Linked DNA regions of Homo sapiens: region 1 is linked to region 2. The links are chromatin contacts, found by Hi-C or POLR2A ChIA-PET in ENCODE. All regions are on one chromosome and are shown on one strand. The core of a region is the stretch at or near the end of the contact, and the rest is flanking DNA. Distances in the headings are between cores, read along the strand shown.

Region 1 (4,403 bases), core at 1-2,500, 180 kb after region 2:
TTTCCAAGAAAGCAGGAACTTGGTCAGTTTTGCATGTCACTGTGACATAGGAATCAAGAACTGAAATTTGCAGTTCAATAAACACGTTGCATGAGTGAATAAAATGAGCGCACGACTACTAAATACTATATTTTGTTCTTTTTTGGTTTTCTTCCAGTTGCAGAATTAAGACAAATCTTTGAACCAAAGAAGAAAGAATTCTTAGAAATGAAAAGGTAAGATCTTTATAGTGGGAGTTAGGAAGTAGAAGAGAGCTTGGCAAAGCAGTATTCCATTTTCCTTTAGATTCGATCGCTGTTGCTCACTCTGCCTCTTGTGGTGTATTTCACAGAAAAGAAAGAATTGCCAGGCGCCTGGAAGGGATTGAAAATGACACTCAGCCCATCCTCTTGCAGAGCTGCACAGGATTGGTGACTCACCGCCTGCTGGAGGAAGACACCCCTCGATACATGAGAGCCAGCGACCCTGCCAGCCCCCACATCGGTGAGCGTGGAGCTGGGTGGCCCATTTTCCAGCAGGCTGCCTGGCTGGTTACGAGTTGCCCTTTCCACCCAGTGGTATCAGAACATGAGATATTCCACAGAAGTGAATTGTGTGGATATAATTTTTTTAGCACAAGGTTTCACTCTGTCACACAGGCTGGAATGCAGGAGTATGATCATAGCTCGCTGCAGCCTTAACTCCTGGGCTCAAGCTCAAGGGTTCTCCCGCCCCAGCCTCCTGAGTTGCTGGGACTACAGGCTTACACCACCACACCAGGCTAATTTTTTTTTTTAAACATTTTTGTAGAGACAGAGTCTCACTGTTGCCCAGGCTGGTCTCGAACTTCTGGCTTTTAGTGATCCTCCCACCTTGGCCTTCCAAAGTGCTGAAAATACAAGCGTGAGCCAGTGGACTTGGCCTAATTTTTTGTTAAATGTATTTGTTTTTTGTTTATTTTTATTTTTATTTTTTTTAGAGACAGAGTCTCACTCTGTCACCTAGGCTGGAGTGCAGTGGCCTGATAAGCTCACTGAAGCCTCAACCTCCCAAGGTCAAGTGATCCTCCCACCTCAGCCTCCCAAGTACCTGGGACTATGAGCGCGTGCCACCATGCCTGGCTATTAAATAGATTTGCTAAAAACAGCAACAACATGTATGTCATCTCTGCCCCGCCTCACGGATCTGGCCTTCCATGTCACAGCAGTATGAAATGATTCCCCTCGCACATTGTTGGGTAACGGAGGCCAGTCATTTTCCTCCCTAGACTGGGGCCCTCAAAGGCAGAAGCTGTGTCTTTCTTCACCCTCAGGGCCCAGCACAGGATCTGTGCTCTAAGATAGGGGCCTCTCAAGGTTCTACCCCAGTACAGGGAGCGGCTGCTCTCAGCAGGGAGCGCTAGAGTCAAAGCTGCACCTTGAATGAGTACGGTTCTTACTCTGGAGATGCAAGAAAACTTTCTATCTAAGTTATCTTAATGTAGATAATTTTAAATACGTTGCATATTTATTTCATATTAAACAGTATGTTGAGTGCACGTGACTCAGCTTTTCCCTAATCACTCAGTCATTGTTGTCATCAAATATTCAACTTGACCTTAGGAGAGGAGAATGCACGCAGGGCTGCTCTTCCCACCACAGTCCCTGGCTCTGAGGAGCTGTGCTGCTGCTTTTTATTTTTTTTATTTAATTGTATTTTATTTTTGGAGATGGAGTTTTGCTCTTGTCGCCCAGGCTGGAGTGCGATGGCAAGATCTTGGCTCACTGCAGCCTCCACCTCCCAGGTTTAAGCGATTCTCCTGCCTCAGCCTCTGGAGTAGCTGGGATTACAGGTGCCCGCCACCATACCGGGCTAATTTTTTTGTATTTTTAGTACAGATGAGGTTTCACCATGTTGGCGAGGCTGGTCTCGAACTCCTGACCTCAGGTGATCCGCCTGCCTCGGCCACCCAAAGTGCTGTGATTACAAGCGTGAGCCACTGTGCCCGGCCATGCTGCTGCTTTTTATAGCCAGTGTTTTCTAGTTTCTAGCTCAGAGACAGCTGTTGATCTCATTTTATGATGTTATCAGTTTGCTTGTCTCTACAGTTTCCAATTTCCTGTGGCCAGAAAGCTAGAAAACTAAGATATTTTAAAATCACATGCAATTATTGAAAAAAAAAAAAAAAAGGCTGGGCTTGGTGGCTCAACACCAGTAATTCCAGCACTTTGGGAGGCTGAGGCAGGAGAATAGCTGGAGCTCAGGAGTGCAAGATTAGCCTGGACAACACGGCCAGACTCCACCTCTTAAAAAGTAATTACACGCTTGAAATATCAATACACAGATCAGAGTCCCAAAATTTATAGCCAGAAATAAACCGTAGTGTACCCGAAATGGTAATCTGTGTAGTATATGTGAAGTTTAAGCTTCACATAGTAGTGAGAAAAGGAGGAATTATTTAATAAAATCATAATGAAAAAAATGGGTTTGCCAGAGGGTGGGAAGAGGCATATCTCTCTTCTCAATTCATACCAAACTCCAAAATTAGTTCCAGTTACTCACCTGTTTAGTTTAAAGAAAATAATGGAAAAGATACATGAATATTTAATTCAGGTGGAATGAAAAAGGCCGTATGGGAAGGGTTAAGGTAATAATGGAATGCCTGTTAGATAGACTGTTAGGACCCTTAAATGATATCTTCAAAATAGATTTCCAAATATGGGAATTTTTTTTTTTTTTTTTTTTGAGACAGAGTCTCACTTTGTTGCCCAGGCTGGAGGGCAGTGGCATGATCTCGGCTCACTGCAACCTCTGCCTCCCGGGTTCAAGTGATTCTCCTGCCTCAGCCTCCTGAGTAGCTGGAATTACAAGCACGCACCACCATGCCTGGCTAATTTTTGCATTTTTAGTAGAGACGGGGTTACACCGTGTTGGTCAGGCTGGTCTCGAACTCCTGACCTCGTGATCTGCCTGCTTCGTGATCCGCCTGCCTCAGCCTCCCAAAGTGCTAGGATTACAGTTGTGAGCCAGCTGGGAAAACATTTTTATAGAATACGGAAAATATTTTTATAGAACATTAATAACTAACTATTTTATAAAGAAAAAATTATATTAACTAGAAGGAATATATAAAAATGTTATTAGTTTGTAGGGTGATGATTGATAGGTTTTTTTTTTTGTTTTGTTTTTTGAGACAAGGTCTTGCTCTCTTGCTCAGGTTAGAGTTCAGTGGCATGATCGATCATAGCTTACTGCAGCCTTGAACTCCTGGGCTGAAGCTATCTGCCCACCTCAGCCTCCTGAGTAGCTGGCACCATGGACATGTGCCATCATGCCCAGCTAATTTTTAAAATAATTTTTGTAGAGGCAGGGTCTCACTATGTTACCCAGGCTGGTCTCGAACTCCTGGCCTCCAGCCACCCTCCCACCTCAGTTTCCCAAAGCGCTGGGATTACAGGTGTGAGCCACTATGCCAGGCTCATATTAGATATTTCCTACACCAGGCATGTGTGTTATAACTGGGGAAAAAAAACACTTCTGTAAAAAAGAAAAGCCTGGTGAATAATGATATGGGCCATATCGTTATGGTTACTCTCAGATCCCCGGAAACCAGCATCCATCACTTGTCCAATGACGGCAGCTCACTTGTCTGCTGTCTTTCCCAGAGGACCCAACTCATCCTATGGCCTCCCACGTGAAATACTGAACTCCACAAAAAAGGGTAAATCAGTAAGGGGAAATAAGCACTGAACAAAGACTGAGGCGCTCTGGGGAGTGAAGGGGCTGAGCTGAAGTTAAAGCCACGCCTTACGGGGCTTGCAGAACGTGCACCATTCACAGCCTTTGTAGATTTCACTGCCGATCTCAGACTTCTTCAACAGCCCAGGTAAATAATCAGTTTAGGCAAACACACCTCGGTGAGAAACTGGTCCTTCACAGCATGGGCACCCAGGTGTGTGCTGTGTGCAGTAGAGTGTCATTCTGTGTGTAAATACATGTCTTTACTTGAAATCTGCACCTCTCATCCATGTGACCTTCTTGTAGGCCGATCAAATGAAGAGGAGGAAACTTCTGATTCTTCTCTAGAAAAGCAAACTCGATCCAAATACTGCACAGAAACCTCCGGTGTCCACGGTGACTCACCCTATGGTTCGGGTACCATGGACACCCACAGTCTGGAGTCCAAAGCCGAAAGAATTGCAAGGTACAAAGCAGAAAGAAGGCGACAGCTGGCAGAGAAGTATGGGCTGACTCTGGATCCCGAGGCCGACTCCGAGTATTTATCCCGCTATACCAAGTCCAGGAAGGAGCCTGATGCTGTCGAGAAGCGGGGAGGAAAAAGTGACAAACAGGAAGAGTCAAGCAGAGATGCTAGTTCTCTGTACCCCGGGACCGAGACGATGGGGCTCAGGACCTGTGCCGGTGAATCCAAGGACTATGCCCTC
Region 2 (4,442 bases), core at 1,113-3,612:
CCACCTATCTCTGGCTTGTGTTAATGCCAGTGCCATAGCTAAACCAACTCATATTTAAAACTTAATGTATATGAAGAGAACTAAGGTTTCCTCCCCAAACCTTTAGAATTATGACAGTTCCAAAGAGAGGTGGAAATAGCTGTCCTTTGCTTTTTGCAGTGTTTCATCAGGCAGGTGGGCCTGGAGTCAGGAATTCTACACAGCACGGAGCTCTGTTTGCCTTTTCTTTTGCAAGGAGCTGCAGTTCCCACCTTGTTTAAGCTGTGTGTGACTTTGCCACTGTGCTGAATGTGCGTTTAAAATTGAGTGAAGTATGCTTTGGAAATAATGGCCCACCTTACTGACTGATAAGTTAAAACCTCAGAATTTCTTTGAGGGATCCAAGGATATGGTTGTATCCACAACTTTTATACAACATTTGAGCTCAAGTTTACAAAATAGGACTTTGGCATTGTCCTGAATGTACTTAAAATGTATTGCCTTCAAGAAAGATGTTTGCAACTCTGGCGTGACAGTCAGGGACTTGGAACGTCCTAGGTAGAGGCAGCCAGGCACGCTGATGAGGGCAAGCCTGGAAAGTCTGGGAAGAATGGCTGGGTTCGGTTGCTGCCTTCACCATTTAGAGGTCTGCAGCCTTGGACAATTTGCCTAGCCTCTGAGCTTCACTTTCTTCTCTTAAAACATAAATCAAAGGCCAGGTGCCGTGCCTCACACATGTAGTACCAAGGCTTTGGGAGGCCGAGGTGGGAGGATGGCTTGGGGCCAGGAGTTTGAGACCAGCCTGGACAACATAGTGAGACCCTGTTTCTACAAAATATTTAAAAATTACCTGTGGTCTTAGCTACTTGGGATGCTGAGGTGGGAGGATCGCTTGAGCCCAAGAGTTCGAGCCTGCAGTGAGCTATGATCGCATCACTGCACTCCAGCCTGGGCAACAGAGCTAGACAGCTGTCTGTAAAAAAACTAAACAAAACAAGCTAGGAATAATAATAGTGCCTCCTGGTTTCAAACCATGAGGACTAAATTAGATAATTCATGAGATACTCGGCACAGTGCCTAGCACATAGTTGCTATTCAACAAATGTTAACTAATAATGATGATGTTTAAGAACAGAATCCTTCCCTTCCTCCCCTCATCCAGAGAGGTAAAGTAGTTCTTAGTTGCCCTGAACTGACTGTTCTTAGTGAATATGGCAATATAGTACAGTTAGTGATTCCTCCTTCTCTCAGCAAGTTGGGGCTAGGGAAAGGTTGGTAGTGATGGAAAACTTGGTCCAGTCGCCCAAGGAGTTTACAAGGAGCTCCAGAACTGTAGAGCTTTTCTCCTGGTTTTGCCACTGTGTAATTTTGTGGTGGGCCTTTCAGCCATTTCCCTTTCTCTTAAATTTAAAGCCCAGTATTCTAATGGCCAAGATGGTAGGAATTAAAAAAAAAAAAACAAAAACCCAAACCAAATGAACTGGTGAAAAGGAAATATGTATTCTCCTTTCTCATTCACTAGCCATCAATGGCACTAAAGAAATGTATCTGCTTCTGTGAAAATGGTGCTGGCCTAATCCTGGGAAGAGGGACCATTTCCTTGGAAAATGTAGTATTTTCTGATAGTCTGTTTAAAGGTGAACCACCAAGTTGATAGAAGAGGAAGGAGAGTTTGAGACATAACATTTCAAAAATATTTCCTTAAACATGGTCAACTATGTATGATCTGAAAATTGCTAAACTAACTTTTAGATGACAGCATGAAGCATAGGTCAGTTAAACTGAACAATTAATGAGCAACCAGTATAGCTATTTCATATGTTAAAAAAACTTGAAAGTTTTTCAAATGAGCAAATATACTCTATATTGTATATACATGCAAGAAATATAAAATCGTATATTGTATCTATATGTATATAGTATATATAATGGATATAATTTCTTATAATACATCTGATCATTTTTTGCTATTTTATACCTCTTGATTTGGGTTTTGCTCTTTTAAACAATTGATATGGACTAAAGCAACATAAAGAAACGTTATAATGTCATTATACACCACCCGATGTGTAGTTACCATGAACATTATCTTCAAGAAAGTGCATGGACAGGAGGACAGAGAGGGATTGTCATTATGTAGGTTTTACATCTGGATATGATATGCAGCTTCTCCCACACTGGAAAATGAGCTGCGTGCATAACCAATTGGAGGCGTGTAAAGAGTTAGGAGCAAGATCCCTGCTTTTGTGCATTTCACTCCATTTGTAGCCACTTGTTGCACTCCATCTGGAAAGAAAGAAGCCGCTGCAGGGCATGCGCCAGACCTGCGCTGGGCCGTCGCTTCCATTGTACGGAAGATGAACAGGCGGCGTTATTTTGGATCACATAGCAGCTTGTTCAAAAGCATCTTGCATTCCCCAGCTGTTCCACAACTTCTTCGCATATGGGAGAGAACTTGCCAGCTGCTGGGGCAACTGTACTTACATTTGCTGCCTTTGTTCAGTAAACAAGGAAGGTAAAAAGACAGGCGCCTTTGTTAAACTGTAGTCATTGTAAAGAGACTTACTTGTTTCTGTTATGTCAATGTTATTCCAGATATAGTCTGTCAGGGGAGGCGGTTTAAAAGGAAATGTCAGAATTAACATTTTTTTTTAATCCAAATAAATGTTATTTTAGGGTAACCGGCATGTATAGTTTTTCCATATGTAAAACCTTAGGCTGCTTTTATATTTCATTGCCTAACAAAGGAATGGATCTAATACCTAAAAATAAGTGTTTATTTAAAAATTGACATATGAATCAGATTTAATTCTATACATTTTTCTATTGCATGAAATGCATAAAAGTTACAATGTGTCTCCAGACAGTGCTTTTGTGTTTTCAGAACATTCTGTTGTTTTTGCATTTGTTGGAGCTGGAGGGTACCTTGCCCACATCCTTTGTTTAATCAATGAGAAAACTTCAGTTTATAAGAAGTTGTTGCTTATCCAAGGTGGTATGGCTAGTGGATTTAATTCAGCAAATCTTCTGTTGAGTGTTTATAGTGTGACAGGCCTGGGAAACCTATAAAGATGAATAAGGGTTGGGCCCAGCCCTGGATGGACTCGCAGTTCAGAAACAACAGACGTAAACAAATACTTCAAGTATGAGGGCTAGAGCAGAGGCAGCACCTTTTTGTTTTCAGAACAGTGTTGTAATCATGTCAGCTCAAATAAAGCCAGAGTAGCAAGTTGATGTGCCAGTAAGAATCGAGGAGCAGAATCTTGGGTACAGGAAGATAGAAGAGGCGTTATATGGTTTATCAAATTTTACGTACATGTCCTTAAAAAAGATTTCGTATTGTGCCTCTACCTAGGCCTGCTTGTCTCCCAGTTCCTGGCCAGCACCCCAAAACATCTTGCCTTCCTAATTATTGTGAATTGTGAATAAATGGCCCTCTAGTAGCTCCAGCATCAATCACAATCCTTTTTGGGATATTCAGTGAGTTTCAATCGCCTTTGTTCTATAAAAGGTTGTAAAATAAGCCATAATTGCTTGGGCATGTATAAAACCCTCTGACTCCAAATCTCCTCGAAATCTTAGGGGTTCCTTGTACTGGAAACTGCTGTTGCTTCAGATCCCCTGATGATTCACGGTTGCTGAGTTGCACCCACAATTCTAAGCCCTTAATCCACTTCTGGCCTCCATTTACACATTCATGTATCTCTTACTTCATCCCTTTTGTGCAGTAATAACAGATGTTTACAGTCTTTCAGTTTTCACTTGGTTTACTGACGTTTTCACTTGAGATGCTCAAGAACCCCGTTGGGTTCTTAGGGCTGGTGACCCAGGGTTTCCATCTTGGAGATGAGGAAACTGAGGCTCCACGGTTGAGAACCTTGCCTGCGCTAAGATTAGAACTAAGATCTCCTGATTGAAAATTCAACACTCCCCTCTGACTGGAAGGGTCAACTTATACGAAGCTGGAGGTTGAGTCTCATCTTCTTCTACAGCTTCATTGTACATGCCCTGACTTCAGTGATCCTCACTGGGTTTTTCACCCAGGACTTTCACTGGGATAAATCTCCCTTCCTTAGTACATTTCTTTGCACATTACAGTTCTCTTAGCATCTTATTCTTCTTTTACTTTTTTCTTTTTTAGAGACAGGGTCTTGCTCTGTTGCCCAGGCTGGAGTACAGCGGTGTGATCATAGCTTACTACAGCCTTGAACTCCTGGGCTCAAGGAATCCTCCCTCCTCAGCCTCCCAAGTAGCTGGGACTACAGGTGTGCACCACCACGCCCAGCTAATTTAAAAAAAATTATAGAGAAATGTTGCCCAGGCTGGTCTCGAGCTCCCTGGGCTCAAGTGATCCTTCTGCCTCAGCCTCTCTAAATGCTGGGATTATAGGTGAGAGAAACAGTGCCCAGCCATCATGTTACGTTTCTAAGTCTTGTCTCTCAAGAGCAATTGCCACCTTTTTT

What was found. A loop is a pair of places that touch in the nucleus more often than their neighbours do. ChIA-PET counts read pairs that join two places held with the same protein, here RNA polymerase II (POLR2A). Pooled maps may share reads with other maps.
Region 1: a map of endothelial cell of umbilical vein shows a loop between it and region 2 (2.4-fold over the local background). The contact joins two enhancer-like sites. A Hi-C loop is called at or near these places in 3 of 168 maps with a recorded cell type or tissue (CD14-positive monocyte, endothelial cell of umbilical vein and tibial artery) and 6 of 50 pooled maps. POLR2A ChIA-PET finds 5 or more read pairs at or near these places in 1 of 52 experiments (WTC11).

The regions. Positions count from the first base shown.
Region 1 is chr10:29,550,863-29,555,265 of GRCh38, reverse strand. It overlaps SVIL (supervillin), which reads left to right. Exons shown (of 38, transcript NM_021738.3): 4 at 158-215; 5 at 332-483; 6 at 4,003-4,403. The coding sequence starts at 208. Among named protein-coding and RNA genes, the nearest start is that of MIR604, 8.0 kb to the right of the region's middle. Within about 2 kb of position 1,250, at least 5 of the 41 ENCODE cell types and tissues checked have a DNase peak (open chromatin) inside an H3K27ac peak, as active enhancers do.
Region 2 is chr10:29,729,855-29,734,296 of GRCh38, reverse strand. It overlaps a transcript of SVIL not described here. Among named protein-coding and RNA genes, the nearest start is that of SVIL, 97 kb to the right of the region's middle. Within about 2 kb of position 2,362, at least 7 of the 41 ENCODE cell types and tissues checked have a DNase peak (open chromatin) inside an H3K27ac peak, as active enhancers do.